Linked DNA regions of Homo sapiens: region 1 is linked to region 2. Evidence: chromatin loops called from intact Hi-C (ENCODE). Cell type or tissue: mammary epithelial cell. All regions are shown on one strand. Links, peaks and the distances in the headings refer to the core of each region. The heading gives the core; the rest is flanking DNA.

Region 1 (10,061 bases), core at 634-8,633, 130 kb before region 2:
TCAGCAGACGGGACCAACATATGATGGTCTATGTAGACTGGCAATACCTTTGAGCCTCTTTTTTTGTCAGGTATCTCAAAGTTGCAACACCTTGGGTAAAATAAATTGGCACAGTGAGAGACAGCTACACTGTTTTGACGCAGCATAATATTTGTTGGCTGACTTCCATCAAATTCTTCTCTTCTTAGATTCCGATGAAAGTTTTAACTTAGATCATCTGACTTAGTTATTACTATAAAATAATATATTATTTTAAACATAATAATTATAGGATAATACAGAAATCCACCTTATTCAAGAAAGTGAAGAAATGGAAATATAATTATTCTCAACTTTTATTGAGCATCTACTAGTCAGTAGGCACTCTGTTAAGTACTAGAGATACAAAGTGGCATTATTTATTATTCATTATCTCTTGAGGTTTATAATCTAGTTGGAGAGATTGGACAAATGTTTATATCTATACTTCATTTTACGGTTAAAGATACCGAGGCTAAGAGAAGCTAACGGTGTTATATATCACTTTTAAAATGGGAAATAAGACATATTTCCACACCTCAGAGATAATGTTTGTGAAAACATTGACACAGAAACTTTGACTTCTGGCAGGGCACGGTGGCTCACGCCTGTAATCCCAGCACTTTGGGAGGGCAAGGCGGGCAGATCACTTGAGGTCAGGAGTTCAAGACCAGCCTGGCCAACATGGTGAAACCCTGTCTCTACTAAAAATACAAAAATTAGCCAAGCGTGGTGGTGGGCGCCTGTAGTCCCAGCTACTCAGGAGGCTGAAGCAGAAGGATGACTTGAACCCAGGAGGCGGAGTTTGCAGTGAGGGAGATCATGCCACTGCACACCAGCCTGGGCGACAAAGTGAGACTCTGTCTCAAACAACAACAACAACAACAACGAAAACAAAAACTTTGACTTCCCTTGAGGTTAAAAAACTTTCTCAACACGACATAAAGAAAGAAGGTAAAGTAACACTATGGCCAGTTTATCAAAACAGGATATGATTGATCTTATTTGGGGAGAGATACTTGATAATGCAGCCTTCCATAGAGTATAAAGGAAAAATGACTGAATTTATCTTTCTTTTTCCAATGTGGCATAATAAAAAAAAAGAACAGGTGATTCTAGTAGAGACCAATAATGACTAACATCTTTAAAAATCACCCACCCCCACAGAGAAGCATCCAGGCATATCTGAAGGAGGGAAAGATTCATATAGTAGATATAAAATATACATTCTTTCTTAGAACAATAGTATCTCAATCCTAGAGACTGAATTGGATGATAACAGAAGAGAATACTTAAGACAATAATCTTGGGCTAGAGTCTAGGATTTTAAGGAGATCAAATCAGTCCTTATCATCAAATCCCTCATCCCATCCCATCAGTGCCTACTTCTCTCTCATCATTTAATTTCCTCATCTTGTAGGAGCAGTCAACTTTGAAATTGCTAGGAAGGTAAAGTGAATGAGCTTGATAAATAAACAATTCGTTTCAAGTCTCTCACACAAAGATCAGAGAAAAATTTGAAGAAATAGTCATCTGTATGCTTTTCCTTTCTAGTTTTCATTTTCCCCTTCTTTTTAAAAATTTTATATTGCTCAATTTTCAGAATAATGAAGAAGAAGAGGAGTAAAAATGTTTTGGGTTATTTTAGAGAAAAGTTAGAAACCCTAGCTGTAATTGCAGGTTGGATGTTGGTTGTGGGTTATATAGTACATAAGCTGGTTACACAATACACACATAGCTTTTATTCTCTAGTTGTTCTGCTGCTTTGGCACTCCAAGTAGATGGTAAAGTACCTGAAGGAAGAAATACATCTTCTGATTTTTCTGTTTCTCTCACAGTACCCAGAATTGCCCCAAGACTAATATTTTGAAGTGTCTTCAGAATTAGACACTGCACTAGGTTTTACGGATTTATTCAATACTTTCAGATCTGGTGATCAAATGAATTGGGGGTGGGGGGAACCTGGTAGTTTTTTGTTTATGCACAAAATGAATTTCAATGAGCCTTCAGATAAACTGAATTTCACATAGCAGCCACACCAGGGTCCAGACTGACACTTGTCCTTAGACTTTTCTAAATAATGCTGAGTTAACAAAAGCACTAGATTGGAGGTCAGAATATAATTTTGCCATTAACTGAGAGATGAAGCTTATCTTCAGGTAAACAACGAGGGGTCCAGAGCCCTGCAGTGGAGGAACAGCAGCATTCTCATTTCTGTGATCCAAAAGCTCAAGGAAATCACTGAGATTGTGACTGAATTAAATATTGCAAAGAACAAATGACAGAAACACACTTTATGTACCAAACCATGGACTACTTCCATGTCTTTGTTTTAGCTCCTATTTTCATCAGCATTATACTATTTAATCGCTAAGTCTATGCTACTTTAGTGATGAGATAAACCAATCTGGAAAGACAAAATGTTCTTCTGTTTCACTTCGTATTGACCCAAAATTGTTCTCGTATTGTTGTTTTTTAGTTTATCTTGTTATGTAAAATGAAAACTGACAGAAAGTTAACAAAATGTTATAAGGATCCTTTCTGAGCCTCATCATTTATCTGACATTTTGTGCTGTTTCCCTCTATAAGCACAATTCTACCAGGGCACTTTGCATTTATAGCATTTATTTTTTACTGTGACTATTTCAAGCCCTTGAGAAGAAAGTCATAATTGTATTTAATCGCATATTATGGCATTATTGCCTGTTCAACTAAGGAGGTCCATTAGAGAAAAAAATGCATATAATCAGCCTAATCAGAAATTGAATAAATAAAGGGGCTATAACACCAAAACAAGGATAAAAATCACTATGGAAATTAATTTTTTAAATGACAGTATTTCAAGATGACTATTGTATGTAAGACTGTAAGAAAAATTGATGCTGATCAAAGCATGTTCTTGCTGGGGATCATGATTGATTTGGCTGCTCCAGAAACACGAATTTCATTTAAAGTTTCATGGCTCTTTATATCTTTTCTGGGCTTACAGAAATCATTTATCTCTGCATGTATCCCTACATGTGTTATGCAATTTATTTTAACAATATCCCTGTGCAATGGCCGCATACACAGAAGTGGCCAGCAGAAGATAGATTGCATGTGTAATTGTGGTAATTACAAATCAAATCATCCTCTGAGATAGTGAAGTATGGTTATAAGAATACAACAATGGACTCTGATGACTCCTGAATTCTGGTCCCAACATTGTCACTGACTTCTTGTGGGATGGTAGGCCAAAGACAACTTGACCAAACCACAGATTAATATAAAATAATTTAGTTAAAGAATAAAAAATTAAATTTAATGACTTTAATAACTTAATCAAAAATAGCATTTCCTTTAGCAATAGCACAAAAATATTTAAATGTGCACTTGATTCCACAATTGAAAATATTGTATTACAACTCTCTCCCACTTCTTTGTCACTGTACCTCATGTCTTTCTCCCTTGGTTCTGCTTCATTGGTAACTGTATTGGTCCATCACTCTCGATGAAATGGAGCAGTTTATTATTAACTCATCTTCTAGTATTAAATAAGCTTGTGGTTCAGTATGTAATAATTAACTGACTTCTAATAAATTAAAAATGATAAACAGTCATTTTAAAGTCCTTCATTCTCTTAACGGCCAATACTTTGTACAGTCAGATGGGAATAAAGATGGTCCTAGATAATGACTTAAAATTTTTTGTGCAAAGAGTAATATTGTTATCTTCTCCCCTCATGGATTCTAGGTTAGAAAATATTTTTGTCTACCTAATAGGTAATTAGAAAATAATGCCTTTTCCCATTTGTATTAACCAAAGGCATATGGAACTATGAGTTCTGATTAGAACTCATATCAATTAGAGTTTCTGATCAATTAGAGTTTCTGATTAATATGAGATACACTGTCACCACACTGAAATGATAAAAGTTTGGTCCAAAGCTCAGAAACATAAAAGTTTCAGTTGGCTGGCACAAACTTAATGCAGGCAAATAAGCAATTTCCATTAGAAACCATCAAGATAGGCTTTCTAAAACTCAGGATCCCTGGATCCCTTTTGTTAGATGATATTCATGACATATTCATGTGAATATGACAATAAAGCAATGAAACTTATTTCCTCCCTTAAACATATGCATAGAAATATAGATTTACTTAACTATCTGCTATGGACTAAATGTTTATGTCACCCCAAATTCATATGTTGAAGCCTTAATCCCCCATGTGATGATATTTGGAGGTGGAGCTTTTGGAAGGTAATTAGGAAATGAAGGTGAAACCCTCATGCATGGGATTAGCACCTTTATAAGAAGAGACATGAGAGAGATGATCTCTCTCTGCACATGTGAGACACAGCAAGGAGGCATCCATCTTCAAATCAGGAAGACAGCCCTCACCAAGAACCAAACTGGCCAGCACCTTGATCTTGGACTTTCCAGCCTCTAAAACTGTGAGAAACCAATTTCTGCCACTTAGTCTATGGTATTTTTGGAATAGAAGCTCAAATTGACTAAGACAACTATCTGTTGCCAAATGTTGAGATAAGGTGCTTCTCCAACTGTATGGAAGTCAGTTGACACATAGAGTGAAAAGAATATGCATTTTAGAGTTAGACAGATTCTACCAAACATGAGTCATTTGTAAGGTTTTTTTTCTCTTAGTCTCAGATTATTCACTGATGAAGTATGATTAATAACTTCCACTGGAAAAACACTGAACAGCCTTCATGCCGTAAAAGGAGAGCATTGGGTACCCAAAGAAATCACAACATATTGAAAGCCAAAGAGCAAAGTGGAGACATTTTTAATACACAAGTTGATTATAATATTATTCCTCTGATTATACAAATAACACAAATAAATAAAAAAATTCCCAACAGAAAACTAGGCAAAGTACAGTATGTGAAATTGCCTGACAAATTATGTATAGCCAATAAACATATTTAAATGTCCAATGCCATGAGTAATCACAGAGGCAAATTAAAATAATAACATGCCATTTTCCTCTCATAAAAATTAGCAAAGACTTTAAGAAATATAGTTCTGGACATAGTGAGAGATGGATTTTGTTATTTAGTCAAATACTATTTATTTTATGTACCAAACAACCAAACACTCTTTTTTTTTTTTTTTTTTTTTTTTGAGATGGGGTCTTGCTTTGTTGCCCAGGCTAGAGTGCAGTGGCGAGATCTCGGCTCACTGCAAGCTCCATCTCCCAGGCATTCTCCTGCCTCAGCCTCCTGAGTAGCTGGGACTACAGGCACCCGCCACCACGCCCGGCTATTTTTTTGTATTTTTAGTAGAGACGGGGTTTCACCGTGTTAGCCAGGATGGTCTCGATCTCCTGACCTCTGATCTGCCCGCCTTGGCCTCCCAAAGTGCTGGAATTACAGGTGTGAGCCACAGTGCCTGGCCCTAAACACTCTTTTAAGGAATTGGTATAAAATAAATAATAAGACCATGGGATCTCTGTACTCATGAAACTCACATTCTGGTGTGTGTGTGTGTGTCTATTCTATGTTCGGTGATTAGGTGGGGAGTCAAGCAATAATCAGGTAAACAAAATAAAAAATTATAAATTGAGCTAAGTACCATGAAGGAAATGAACAAGGGACACTGGTAAGAAGTGATTGTAGGGCAGTAAATGGACTTCCCTTTAAATAGGGAAGCCAAGTAGGGCCACACCAAACAGGGGATAATTAAGCTGAAATTGGAGAAATGAGAAGTATTTTTTGTTTGTATGTTTTTGAGACGGAGTCTCGCTCTCTCACCCAGGCTGGAGTGCAGTGGCGCCATCTTGGCTCACTGCAACCTCCGCCTGCCGGGTTCACGCCATTCTCCTGACTCAGCCTCCAGAGTATCTGGGACTACAGGTGTGTGCCACCACGCCCGGCTAATTTTTGTATTTTTACTAGAGACGGAGTTTCACCATGTTGGCCAGGCTGGTCTCGAACTCCTGACCTCAGGTGATCCATCCGCCTCGGCCTCCCAAAGTGTTGGAATTACAGGTGTGAGCCATCGCACCTGGCCAAGAAGTATTTTTATTGAGAGTCTGAAGAGTTGTCCAGGCAGAAGACACACCAGTAGAAAAAGAACTGCCAGAAATGCCGATGAAGCTGGAGTGTGATGTCAAAGGGTAGTGTGGCAAGGTGGCAACAAGCCAGATAGGAAGAGACCACGCCATTCAGGGACTTATATATCATAGTAAGGGGTTTGAATTTTATTCTTAGTGAAGTCAAATCAGATATAAACTCTCAGATGAATAAGAAATCAAATGTTTATGGTACATATGGAATATAACACAATTTACCAATCAAATAAAACTAAAAAGCTCAAGATTTAAATTGTCAGCATTGCCTTAACATGGCAGATGATCTTTGCTGACTCTACAGTGCATTTGGTGGGTGTATTTTTGTACTGACTGTGACAGTACAGGTTCTTTTTAGTTTTATGTAGTTATGTTGACGTTAATCTTCTTATTTTAAAACTATCCTTTACTTAGCTTATCATTTATATGATACTTGGTTTGAGTCCACTATTCTCTTATTATTCTCTACTATATTAAATAGTTAGAATAACTAAAGCATTATAGTACTGCTTGGTGTCAGTGAAATAACAAACATAAAGGCAAATGACAACATTTGTCATTTGTCACCCTGATTATGTAGAATTTATAAAATTTGAACAATATATATTGTTATCAAATAGAAACATAACGTTTAACAATTTACATAGAGAATTCTTAGGCTCCTGAGTGTATGTCCATGGACCCCAGATGGGAAGCACTGATCTAAGACATAGTATTGTGGATTGTTCCTTCAGAAGGTCTTATAATCATCAGAATTTTGTAGTTGAGGATTCCACTAGGCAGAAGCAAACAGATTTTACAAAAATCTTATACCTTGAGGAGGAATTCCTATTGGGTTTTCTTTTTTTTTTTTCTTGAAATGGAGTCTTGCTCTGTCTCCAGCCTGGAGTACAGTGGCATGATCTCTGCTCACTGCAATCTCTGCCTCCCAGGTTCAAGGGATTCTCCTGCCTCAACCTCCCCAGTAGCTGGGACTACAGGCACACACCACCATGCCCAGCTAATTTTTGTATTTTTAATAGAGATGAGGTTTCACCATGTTGACCAAGATGGTCTCGATCTCCTGGCCTCATGATCCGCCTGCCTCAGCCTCCCAAAGTGCTGGGATTACAGGCATGAGCCACTGTGCCCGGCTTCCTATTGGGTTTTCTTATCACTCTTGCTAAACCTTCTAAATTAAGTCCCAAAGCCTCCTTTCATGCCCTACATTAAAGCAGAATTTAGTTAAACGAATACCAAATCCCCATCTGGGCACCAAAATAATCCTGACAATTCTTCTACTTCATATTGAAATAAAATGTTAGACCATTTCTGCGTTTAAGAGGCATGACCTATAGTTAGGATTCAATGAAATGATGAGATGCAATTTATACTCTAACAAATTTTAATTAATTTTTAATTAAACATAGAAAATTGAATGTTCAGGCAAAATACAAAATTATAGTCAGCAAGAAGAACAAGATGTGCAATCAATCTTACTTTTTAATCAACTCTGTAGACTGTGTCTAAGCCAGACCAGCCATGTGAGCCAGTCTAATGAAATTGACCTATGAAATATGGTGTAGTTCATATGAATAAACAATTTTTAATATACTGTGAATTCTCAGTTATTTGTCTGTAGGATGTCTACTCCATATGTTGTGGATAGCAAATTTGTCATTCTTGGTTGTGTTTAATCAAACTATCAGTAGACTTTGTAAGCTGAAAGAATGCAAACTTATGTTATCATTAGCCTAATCTATCCATGCTATGCACATCCTATGAACAGGTATATTTTAGACAAAGAGGTAGGGCTTTTATCTATATCACAACTACTGTTCATTGTTATTCAGTCTTCTTTTCCTCAAATATTTCTTGTTTTCCATCTGAGATAGCCAGTAGTACAGCTGTCAATTAAAATATGGCTTTTCCTTGCAGTCACTTATAGTTGCATATGGGGAGATGACTAGTTTTTAGCAGTGATTCGTAAGTGGAAGTGTCTTGCACATGTCTAAGCTGGAGTATTTAACTTCTGGCTAAAACCCTGGGGAGTCATTTAACTACTGGTTAAATCTCTGAATAGTTTTCTCTCTCTTCTGTCATGACTGGCAATATTTGAGATAATGTCTGTACCACTGGCCCATGTTTCTGAATGACTGTGGCAAGATAGGAAGCATTCCCAGTCAACCTGATGGGCATATAGGAAGCATTCCCAGTCAACCTGATGGGCATATAGAATGACTTACAAAACAAAAAAGCGAAAACACTTCATTGCTTTAAGCCACTAAAATGTTAAGATTCTTTGTTTCCCTATCATTACCCAAGCTATTTTTGCTGAAATATACCATAAGCAACAATTCGTGCTAGGTGCTAGGGGATGCATCAGTGAATAAGACAGAAATAGTCACAGACTATATGTAACTTATATTTTAGTGAGGATACTTAGTGTTACTCACTAGAATGGAAGATACATGAAGGTAGGAGTTTTGGTATATTTTGTTCATGGCTATATTTTGTGACTAGAAAAGTACCCAGTGTAAAATAGGTGCTCATTTACAAGAATCTGTTGAACAAATGAATAAGAAACTGAATAAGCTAATTAAAATATTGGTACTTTGCACAATGGAAATGTATAGAATATGATGAAAGCCTGTCATGATGCAAGGTGCCTCAGTTGGAGGAGTTGGAGACTGTGTCTTTGTCAGAGAGTAGCTTTTGTGGAGTAGGAATGAACTAGGTAAGGATGGCAGTGGGGAAAGGAGAGCATGTTCTAGGCCAACGGAATGGCATGCAGAGCCACTGACATGGGAATGACACAGGCATGAAGAAGAAATGACGGTGAGATTGACTAAAGGCAGGGAACAATAGGCACAGCGGTACAAGGTGCAGCAGGTGAGGCTGCTGGGGGTTTCATCACACAGGGTTTTGTAGGTCTTGTTTAGGACTTCAGGCTTTAGCCTAAGAAAATGGGGCACATTGGCACAGTGGCTCACACCTGTAATCTCAGCACGTTGGGAGGCCAAGGCGGGTGGATCACCTGAGGTCAGGAGTTCAAGAATAGCCATGGCCAACATGGTGAAACCCTGTCTCTACTAAAAATACAAAACTAGCTGGGCGTGGTGGCGCATGTCTGTAATCCCAGCTACTCAGGAGGCTGAGGCAGGAGAATCGCTTGAACCCTCGAACCTGGCTCTTTTTTTTTTTTTTTTTTTGAGACAAGAGTCTTGCTCTGTCACCCAGGCTGGAGTGCACTAGTGCAATCTGGGCTCACTGCAACCTCCACCTCCTGGGTTCAAGCGATTCTCCTGCCTCAGCCTCCTGAGTAACTGGGATTACAGGTATGCGCCAACACGCCCGTCTAATTTTTGTATTTTTAGTAGAGATGAGGTTTCACCATGTTGGCCAGGTTGGTCTCGAACCCCTGACCTCAAGTGATCCACCTGTCTCAGCCTCCCAAAGTGCTGGGATTACAGGTGAGAGCCACTGTGCCGGGCCAAAGGTCTTTTGATTCTGAATGCAGTACAAATATTTCTGAAACACTTCTTACCTCTAAATAGTAAATAATACCTTGGTATGAAAGCTAAGCAATATGTTTTTCTATGACACAAGATATGAAAAATAAGTGATAATCTTTATACATGAAACAAAATTATTCATTAATTAACGATTATATGTCAGGTACTGTAGGTGCAGTAGTAAATGAAAACAGAAATGGCCCCTGCCTTCAAAGTGCTTCTAGATTAGTGGGACAAAGTCTGGATCTATGAGAAGCCAGATTTTATTATGTGAGGCCCTTGGTACTGCATGCTAGTGGGCTTCAGAGCTGGACTGCCTGGATTCAACTCCTAGCTCCAACAATTACTTTTTTACTTTACCTGGGGCAAGTAATTTAGCTTTTCTGTGCCTCACTTTCTTTATGTGTGACAGAGCAATACCACCAGTACATACCTCTTAGGGTTTTTGTGAGAACTACATATGTTAATATATGTAAAA
Region 2 (10,061 bases), core at 854-8,853:
AAATCAAGGTTTTAGGAGAATATTAGCTTCAGACTGATCCCCCAAGGAATTTTGATGTTTAAATGCAATAAAAAGTTTGCGTTGCCCATGGGTGAGGTGGCTGAACTGTTGTAACCTCACTTCAGTCTGCCACAGGCCATAGGACACTTGTGGGATTAGTACAATTTTTCCAGTCATGTCCTGGTAAGGTGGCAATCCTCTGGAACAGTCACAGCGACTGGTTGATGAGTGCACTGGCCTGGTAAGGGAATCTGGACAGGACACCAGGAGTGTCTGCAATGCAATTTTAGGAGAAAAAAAATACTCAAAAGAATAGTAAACACCCCAAATACACTGAGATCGCCAACTGTTAGCTCTTAATTCAGGAGGACTTTGGAGCCAACTAGCAACAATGATATGTCATTTGTGGGAATTCCTGGCAGCAATCCTTAGGGTCATCTTAACCCTCTCCATGATGTTTTCACGTTTTCTATGCCAGCCTTCCTGGGCCTGATGCATCAGGTGACATTCACTGTGTAGTAACCTGCTGGAGGTCGGAGACTGGCCTTATCTGATGGATACCTGCCCTGGGTGTTCCATGTATGTGGTCCTACTAGCTTTATGCACTCTCAATTCCATAGAGCCATCACAAAAAAGAAATATTTCCTCTTCCTTAGATAGTATATCAGACAGAGATTAAATGTACATAATCAGTTAGTTGTGGCAGGCACTTAGAGGAGAGAAAGATTAGGTTTCAATTTGTGGGAGACATGGCTTCCGGCAATGGCTGGCCCACTACAGGGCATGCCAATTCATTGCAGTTGACCACATATTTCCGCCTAATATCTTGTGAACACAAACCGGATGCATCTGATTAAGTGCTCCCAGCTCTGGCTGTAATAAGTGGCTCGCTGGCAGTGTGCCTCCTTCCAGCTATTCTGGGAGCTGGGCTTGGAGCTGCTGAGATTTGGCATGCGCACCTCAGAGGCTTCCTCAGCTGGGCCAGGTGCCTGGCAGCACTCCTCTTCATTATTTTATTCTGTCTCCTTGTAGCTTCTCCCCACAACCCCACTTTTCCCTCTAAGCCATGCCTTGCTCAGCAGACCTTGCCTCGCTTTGTTCCCCATGGACTCTACATATCTTCTTTTGGCCTGGCTGCCTGATTTGGAGCAGTGCAGAGAGCCCCAAGCCAGGATCAGCTGGAGCGCCACTTGCAGTGAGCACGTTTATTAAATTTGGTCAACGACAGCCAGTTCAGGTCCCTGGCAAGCAAGCCTGTACAAAGTATTTCCTGTTGGAGATGATGATAGATGGTTTAGTGATTAACAACACAGACTCTAGAGCCAGACTCACGCATTTTGGCAATGTCACTTATTGGCTATGTTGCCTTGAGCAATTTACTGACTTTCCCATGACTCAGAAAGATCATCTATAAAATGGGAATAATAATAGTATCTCCTTCATAGGGTTGCTATGAGGATTAAATGAGTTGTTGCATATAAATGAGTATGAATAGGTCCTGGCACATAGAAAAATGCTGATGAAATATTAGCAACTTTTATTAGCATTATTTATATAGCTAATGTAATTTTTATTATTTAAGTATCTCACTTCTTCTAAGCAACTGAAGGTCTCTAATATTGTAGCTGAGGAATTCTCATTATAACTCTGTGTTATTATGTTCTATCTTGTCAATAACAAAATTGCAGCACAAAGAAATTGACCTTGTCTCACATTAAAGTACTAATTTTATTCAGTAATTTAAAAAAATGAGTTTGACTTATTTCTAATAAGTTGGAAAGATACACAAAATATATAATTGAGGAGCAACTGAAAATCAGAAAACAATATGCATGATATGATCATATGATTCCATTTCATGTTAAAAACATTTCTATATGTAATAATGTATGCGGTTATAGTCATATAGACATTATAATGTGGAGAAAATTATTAATCTTTATGATAACTGGCACAGAAATTATTTTTAGGAAGGGATCATCTTTGCTGAAAAGAAGCTTTGAAAAGACCCTTGTACATCAGAAAAGTGCCTCAGCCTGAGGGCTGAAGTTCAAGGGGAAGGAGGCAGAGGCTCAGTATTATAAAGGAGGGCAGTGGGCAGGTTCAAGGCTCGGTGCAGTGTTAGGGAAGGTCAAAGAGAAGCAAATTCCCAACTGGTGGTGGTGGTGAAGGAAGACTTAGAAAAGAATTGCCATAGGGTGAAGAAGACTTCAGCAAATTCTGCATCACTCCTAATGCTCTGTGGAGTGAATTTCCTTTGTGTAGAGTGTAGAAAAATGCTACCATCAGCTTCCAGGTTGGAAAGGGGAAAAGATGGGGTTCATCTGGAGATGGCCAGCATCTGAGTTACAGGTACAGGTACATGGACATGCATATATGAGGATATACACACACAGAGGCACAGACACACACACACATACACAGACACAGACACACACACACGGACACACACACACACGCATCAGTCAAAACTAGGAGACCACAACCCAGCCTGCTGTGTGGTTACATGAACAGGAGTATGGGATTGTACTGTGTAAAGAGGGTTCATAGTTTAAACTCTCTGTCTCTCTCTCTTTCTCCTTATCATGAGGAGCATGTATATATGTTTATATAAAAAGGCAAACAGTGTGTTTCCATGCCTCTTGGTGGAATGCAGCATAGGGCCTCTATCAATCTAGCTCAGGATTTCTGAGGCCAGGAATCCATCACCGTTGCCTTTACTGCAGGTATGAGTGCCGGGGAGGAGCTGGGCTTCTGGGATCAAAGTGTGTCTGTTTAGCTATTCAGCACGGAGGGCCCTGCTCTCCGTATATTTTTTGCTAACTTTCTTAAATGGTCCAACAGGGAAGAAGAACAACTGACATTATATAATGAACAATTCTATTCCAGGCACACTCCCTTATGTTTTCACCTTTATCATCCTTATTAGCTCCCCTAGTTAGTTATTGCAGGATCCATTTTACAGATGAAGGAATTGAAGCTTAGAAAGATTTAGCTAATCGCTCAAGGTCATACAACGAGCCAGTCCTGAAATCTCTGATGAAACTCAAGTACTTTTTGTTGTTGTTTCTAATTCCAGTCCCAACTTCCTCCCACCAAATGGGGTCCCAACCTTCCTACGAATAAATGTTCAACCCCCAACTCCCCAGGAGCACCCAGTTTCTAACTTTTTATCTGATCTCATGGCCCCCTATTACTCCTTGTTGATAACCCCTGCAGGGCGCCCTCTTCATTCTTCACATGGTTTGTAATTCTGCCAATTCCTTTTCCAATCGCTCTGTAGTTTTCTTTTGTTTTAGTCTAGTTATCATATGGAATTTTTCTTTTTCTCAGTCTTTTCAAGAAATGTTCTAATGGACTGGCTCTTTCAGGGTAGAATATTTTTTCCCCTTTTTCCATTCCTTGAGACACAATTGCTTAATAAATACCGGATGGACAAATGAATGAACGAATGAATGGATATGTTAGAGCTGTATCACAGTCTGGGGTTTTCTGACAGGCTGTACCCTACTGGACACTTCTTTGTCCCTCTTTTTTTTTTTTTAACTCAAAGTGAAAACATTCTCTTTTCCCCCACAACCTTTTCCTTTATTTCCACCTTCAAAGTTTGCTTCCCTTCCTTTCTCCGCACGTGGTCCTGTGGAACTCCCAGAAGCTGTGTGTCCACAGTAGCAGCAAGACTTGCTCCTTCTGAGAAAGGCTTAGCAAAGGAAAACAGAGTCCAGGTGGTTCCCAGGCCTCATCCAGTGAGATAGATGAGAGGCCCATTAACAAAACTAGAACCTTTTCCATAGCTTTAGCATTTGTGGATGCCAGTTATATTATGTGAATCGCTGACTCTTGGTATTTTAAAACTATAAAACATAAGTCCTTGAACCATATTCGTATTTCATTTATGAGAGTATGAAGTCTCTTGAGAAGAGAGTGTCACGCTTAAATCACTACCATCCATTAATCCTGATGGGAAGAGGAGGCCATTATCTGTGGGAATGTGCCGAAATCCTGCCATCTTGTGGCCAACTGAAATATGACATTTGTTAGTTTTTAAAATTCTGACACTGAGCGAAGAACCGCCAAGTTGCCAGGAATTCCTTGCTTTAGAATCAGTCTTCTTCATGCACTGGGGAAAAACTGACCTTCCTTCCAGCTCATCTCTTTGGTGCTTAGCATCTTCTCTTCTGGAAAAAAAAAATTTTCATTTTTTCCCAAAAGTTATTTCATCCGGTGGAAGGTTGGATTGTTAATCCATGCAGCCAAATGACTGCTACTAGAAAGGATGTGCTAGGTTTTCTATTGGATATTTTGATGTCTTTGAATTTTAGGAAGCAAAACCAATCAATCAATATCTCACGTGTGCTTTCCTTCACTTTTCTCCCGTTGCCTGACTGCGCAGATATCAGTCAGGATCCCAACAAGCCTTTAGTAGACATGAGGGTAAATGAAAGAAAAATAGGCCAGGTGTGTAATCCTAGCAATTTGGGAGGCTGAGGCAGGTGGATCACTTGAGGTCAGGAGTTCAAGACCGAACAGCCTGGCCAACGTGGTGAAACCCTGTCTGTACTAAAAATACAAAAATTGGCTGGGTGTAGTCCCAGCTACTCAGAAGGCTGAGGTAGGAGAATCGCTTGAACCCAGGAGAGGGAGGTTGCAGTGAGCTGAGATTGTACTACTGCACTCCAGCGTGAGTGACAGAGTGAGATCCTGTCAAAAAAAAAAAAAAAAAAAAAAAGGAAAATAAGTGATAAGATGGTGATTCCTCCATGAGACTGTGAAAGACCTATATGAAACTCCACTAGGATCTCAGTAGATGTGAAAGGCAGGCTTAATGAGGATCTCACTGACTACTTTAATTACATTTATCCTAGTAATGCCCAAAGAAGGAGGAGGAATCTGAAAAGCCACTGCCACACACAGGTCCTGCAAATGTAGAAACTGAAGTCATGTGGGAACTACTGATTTAAGGTCCCTGCCATTACACAGATAGTACAGAGACCCTGTAAAAACAATGGGTTTGGTACACATTTATCATAATTTGATTAGAAATTTTGGTCACCGACACTGCTGTCCTAAAAGTTCAGTTATTATTAATTTTTAAATATTGCAGTTGAATAAAAATGAGCTTTTTGTTCTGCTAGTTTTTAAAGCAACCCTAAGCACAGTCAGAGGAATACAAGTATTTCTAGATGTTTCAAATTATTAACAATTATTCATTCCTTCTTTCTATGCTAATAAAAACCAAACTCCTAAGGGCAATCATAGAGACTATGAATTGTTCTGGGGAAACTCGTTGTCTTTTTTGCAGTCATGACACTCAGAGGTAAAGTAAAATAGGATGTGGGTGAAATGTTTTCTGTGTGCAGGATCATTTTTAATGGTAAGGAGTAGGACTGCTGGTACAGGTTGTACTTTGTAGTAATGACTCATTCTTATAAATCATAGTTCTGTAAACACTTGAGTTGATGTGAAACTTTTCATAAAGCAAGTTTTATGAAATTAGAAGGCGTATGCCTTGGTTACTTCTGAAATAAAGTCCTGAGGCTCCTATGTCATGAGCCCTGGTGTGCTGATGTAGATTCCTGGGCCTCTGCCAGTCCTATCAGATCAGACAATCTGGAAATGTGGCCCTGGACTGCGTTTTTGACAGTCAGGTCAGGTGATTCTTGTGCGCACCAATATTTGAAAACCATTGTTCTGGAGTTCTCAACTTAGCAGAGATCTTTTAAAAATGACGCCTAGTTCCACCCCCGTGAGGTTCTGAATTAATTGGTCTGGTGTGTGGTGTGGGCATCTGGAATTTTAAAAGCTCCTCAGGTGATGGTAATGTGCAACCAAGTTTAACAACCAGTGCTCTAGGACAGGGATTGGCATTTCTTTCTTTTTTTTTTTTTAAAACAAAAGGGCTAGATAGTAGATTTTTTGGCTTTGTATGTAGGCTTTGCAGTTCCTGCAAAGAGAAAAGGAGAATGTTTCCACCAGTGAATACACACCTTCCCCAGGAACAAGCATGGAATTTGAACACAAAAATTTAACTTAAATTTTTTTTGCACAAATATGAAAAAAATTCTCTGCCTCCACATTAAAAGTTCACTGTTGTGAAGGTCAGTGATTTATGGCGCACACCCTGTTCTTCAGCTGTTTGGATTAGAAACTGGACTACACAACACCCTTTTCAGTTTCAGTTCACTTTAACCTAGGTCAAAGCTGTGTGGTGACTCCCGGCAGATTAAAGTTTGAGGGACTAATGTGTGGGTTCCCAAGTAAGTGCCCAGAGACTGTGGAGATTTAGATGGGGCCCATCTTACAACTGCTTTCACTTTCACACAATGGGAGATGAGAAATTAAATACGCTTTCATCAAAATGGACTAAATTTGACCCTCCCCACACCATTGCTTTGAATTGGGTTAAATCACTTATCATCTCTGAGACTCAGTTTCCTCAAATGTGAAACAATAACATGTCTCAGGATCTTTGGGAGCATTCCAGGGGATCAAGAAGATACAGGGCTGAGTTCATGGTTCACATCGATAAATATTGGCTTCCTTCCTCGGCCTCCGTTAGTTTTTCAGAGAAATGAAACTTTGTTTCCTGGTGCGTGCCTAGTGATAAATATATTCTTTATACAAATTTTTAAATTCTGCAATGCTGTAAAGAGACCATCATGCCCACAAGTAACCAGCTTTAGTGAATGAGCTGACTTAACAGGCACAACCTGAACACAGTCTTATGTTTTTCTTCCAACTACTACCTTCGGGTTTGCTCTGTCTTATTTGTCTTCATCCCTTAATGTATCTTGGTGATTCCACAGTTTTCCAGTCCCTTTTAGGTATTATAAGAATATTACGGCCGGGCGCGGTGGCTCACACCTGTAATCCCAACACTTTGGGAGGCCGAGGTGGGTGGATCACGAGGTCAGGAGATCGAGACCATCCTGGCTAACACAGTGAAACCCCGTCTCTACTAAAAATACAAAAAATTAGCGGGGCGTGGTGGCGGGCGCCTGTAGTCCCAGCTACTCGGGAGGCTGAGGCAGGAGAATGGCGTGAACCCGAGAGGCGGAGCTTGCAGTGAGCCAAGATCACGACACTGCACTCCAGCCTGAGTGACAGAGCGAGACTCCGTCTCAAAAAAAAAAAAATATATATATATATATATATTTTTTATATATATAACTAGTTATATATATAGTAGTTATATATTACTATATAAAATTACTAGTTATATGTAATATATACATATATTTTATATATATGCGTTTATATGTATATATATATTTTATGTATATATAAAATTAGTAATTTTTAGGTATTAAAATGCCTCGTCAAATAAAAATAAGACTTTTATCTCCCCTTTAGTTCAAAGCTTTTCTCCTTCTCTCAGCTTAGCCCTACTCATGGCCTGGGGACATGGAGTGGGGAAGGGAATGTGATCAGGGCCACACCTAGCACAAAGGACACCTGAGGATCTTCGGCTCCCAGTTAGGTGGGACAAGAGGGGAATTGGCTGGATTTCAGCAGCTGCTTGGGCCCCCTCACCAGACTCCTTTGTACAGGATGGATGCAGCTGAACGGGATGATGTTTCTGGAAGCTTTTGCTTGTTATTTGTGCCAGCTTTTTCACTTCTATTTCCCCGAATTTTATTTTGCTTCTGTTTCCAGACTGTCCAATAAGAGGCTTGTAGTCTTCTGAACATGGTGATTGGTTTAGGGACTAGTCACATGATTCCGTTAGGGCCAATCAGAACTAATTCTGGGATTTATATTGAAGCACCTTTAAAGATATACTCCTTTTTTTTTTTTCTCCTGCTGTGGTTGCTCAGAAGATGAAGCTACTGCCAATCATTTTGCTACCACAAACAGATACCCTGAAAATAAGATCAGCGCAAATAAAAAGCAGAACTAAGAGAGGAAGAGAGTCTTGACAATATCATATCAATACTCAGATTTATACATGTAGAAGCTAAGCCTCCTTATACTTCCTGATAATATTAGTTCTGGTTAGCACAACTTTCATGGTAGCATTCACTATCATGGAATGGTATTTTATATGGTAAATGTTTGTGTAGATGAGTGTTATATATACTCATCTAATCCTGACAACCACTCTGTTAGGTGTGTATTAATATCTTCCATTCTATAGATGAGAAATGGAGTAATAAGGAGGACACCAAAGTTTGTTCCAAGTCACATAGGTAGTAAGTAGCAGAGCCACGATGAAAACAGAAGTCTCAAGCTATGCTCCTGACCTGACATCATATTGGAGGATTTAACTTGGCTCTACCAATGTTGTTTTGAGTGCACACAGACACAGGACTTAGGAGAGAGATCAGAACTCAATGCAGAGCTGAAGCACTGAGAAAGCTAAAAGCAAAGTCACTCTGGGATAACAGGCAAAGTAAGAACTTGGCATTTTTCAGGTCTATTGGAGAAGGCGAAACCTTATAAAAGTATTGATGACAAAATCTAGAAGCAATTACAATTTTACATACTGAGAATCTTTTACAAATCGTGATAAAGGTTTTGGTACAAGAAAATGGGGTTGCAACACGAACTGGATCAGAACAGCATAGAAAATCTGGAGAAAATTCAATATCACTTTTAAAGCACAGGAAAAAACCCAAATGCAGATTGGCCAGTAACTAACTGAGACATTTTGTCTGCTATCTTATATTTTTACTTGTTCCGGATTTTATATATATATGTGTGCGTGTGTGTGTGTGTGCAGACACATATGTACACACACGTCTGTATAAAATATATATGTGAAAAAAATGCATATATGTATATATGTATAAATATATATATGTTCACACACACACATATATATAGAAAGAGTGAGGTTATGAAGTAAATTGCTCATATATACTATATATTGTATATGAACAATTTGTATATGTATATATACTAAATAAATGACTATAACTCTTATTCCATAATAGGGGTTTGATCTTTGGTCTTTCTCAATATATCACTAACTGGATGTTAGGAAATCCCAAGTTAATGAAATCCTTCTGGTATTGCTATCAAAAGACTGGATTGTTTATTCCTTGCCTGACTTTTGCAGCCTAATTTAAATACTTAATATAAACAATATTGACAGCTAATGGAATGCAATTTCAACAGTTTCTATCATTCTTTAGTAGAAGGGTGTAGGAATGAATTAATTTCCTATCACTGCCACAACGCATTACCACACATCTAGTGGCAAAGAAACAACACAGATGTATTAACTTGCAGTTCTCTAGATTAGGAGTTTGACATGGGTCTCACTGGGTGATATGGTTTGGATCTGTGTCCTCATCAATATCTCATGTTCGATTGCAATCTCCAGTGTTGGAGGTGGAGCCTGGTGGGAGGTGATTGGATCATGGGGGCAGTTTCTCATGAATGGGTTGGTACCATCCCCTCCATGAACCTCCCTGCAACTCTCTTCCTCCTGCTCTAGCCATGTGAGACATGCCTGCTTCCCCTTCGCCTTCCACCATCATTGTTAGTTTCCTGAGACCTCCCCAGAAGTGGAGCAGATGCTGTTACGCTTCCTGTACAGCCTGCAGAAACATGAGCCACTTAAACCTCTTGTTTTCATAAATTACCTAGTCTCAGGCATTTCTTTATAGCAGTGCAATAACGGACTAACATATTGGGCTAAAATCAAAGTGCCCTCAGGGCAGTGTTTCTTTCTGAGAATTATTAGGAAGAATCTGTTTTCTGGCCTTTTCCAGTTTTTAGAGGCTGCCCTCTTCACTCCTGGCCCTCTTTCTCCATCTGCAAAGCCAGCAAAGTCAGGCTGAGCTTCTTCTCATGCTACCACCTCTGGTGCTCTCTCCTGATTCTCTCTTCCACTTTTAAAGATCCTCATGATTACATTGGGCCCACCTCAATAAGCCAGGCTAAACTTTCTATTTTAAGGTCAGCTGATTAGCAACTATAATTTTATCAGCAACCTTAGCCTGACTTTGCTATGTGATATAGCATATTCACACATTCTAGGGGTTAGAATGAGGAAACAAAACATCATAGGTGTTTTTACATTCTGTATTTGCATGAGCTTCAAATACATGAAA

Evidence for each region. Hi-C counts contacts between places; a loop is a spot of excess contacts. Peaks named below come from ENCODE experiments on the same cell type or tissue, not always from the same donor. Only the 100,000 strongest peaks of a DNase experiment are listed, where the experiment ranks them.
Region 1: a loop joins it to region 2, with 2.9 times the contacts of the local background. A loop is called at or near these places in 2 of 110 quality-filtered maps.

What each region holds. Positions count from the first base shown.
Region 1 is chr12:15,399,271-15,409,331 of GRCh38, reverse strand. The region is part of intron 1 of PTPRO (protein tyrosine phosphatase receptor type O); the gene reads right to left. Among named protein-coding and RNA genes, the nearest start is that of PTPRO, 82 kb to the right of the region's middle. In mammary epithelial cell, for the core only: no CTCF peak of the experiment used is centred there; a DNase peak (open chromatin) is centred at 4,681.
Region 2 is chr12:15,270,222-15,280,282 of GRCh38, reverse strand. All of the region lies in intron 2 of LOC105369673 (a long non-coding RNA gene), which reads left to right. Among named protein-coding and RNA genes, the nearest start is that of PTPRO, 47 kb to the left of the region's middle. In mammary epithelial cell, for the core only: a CTCF peak has its summit at 4,017 (motif pointing left); DNase peaks (open chromatin) are centred at 952, 1,332 and 5,532; H3K27ac peaks cover 3,945 bases.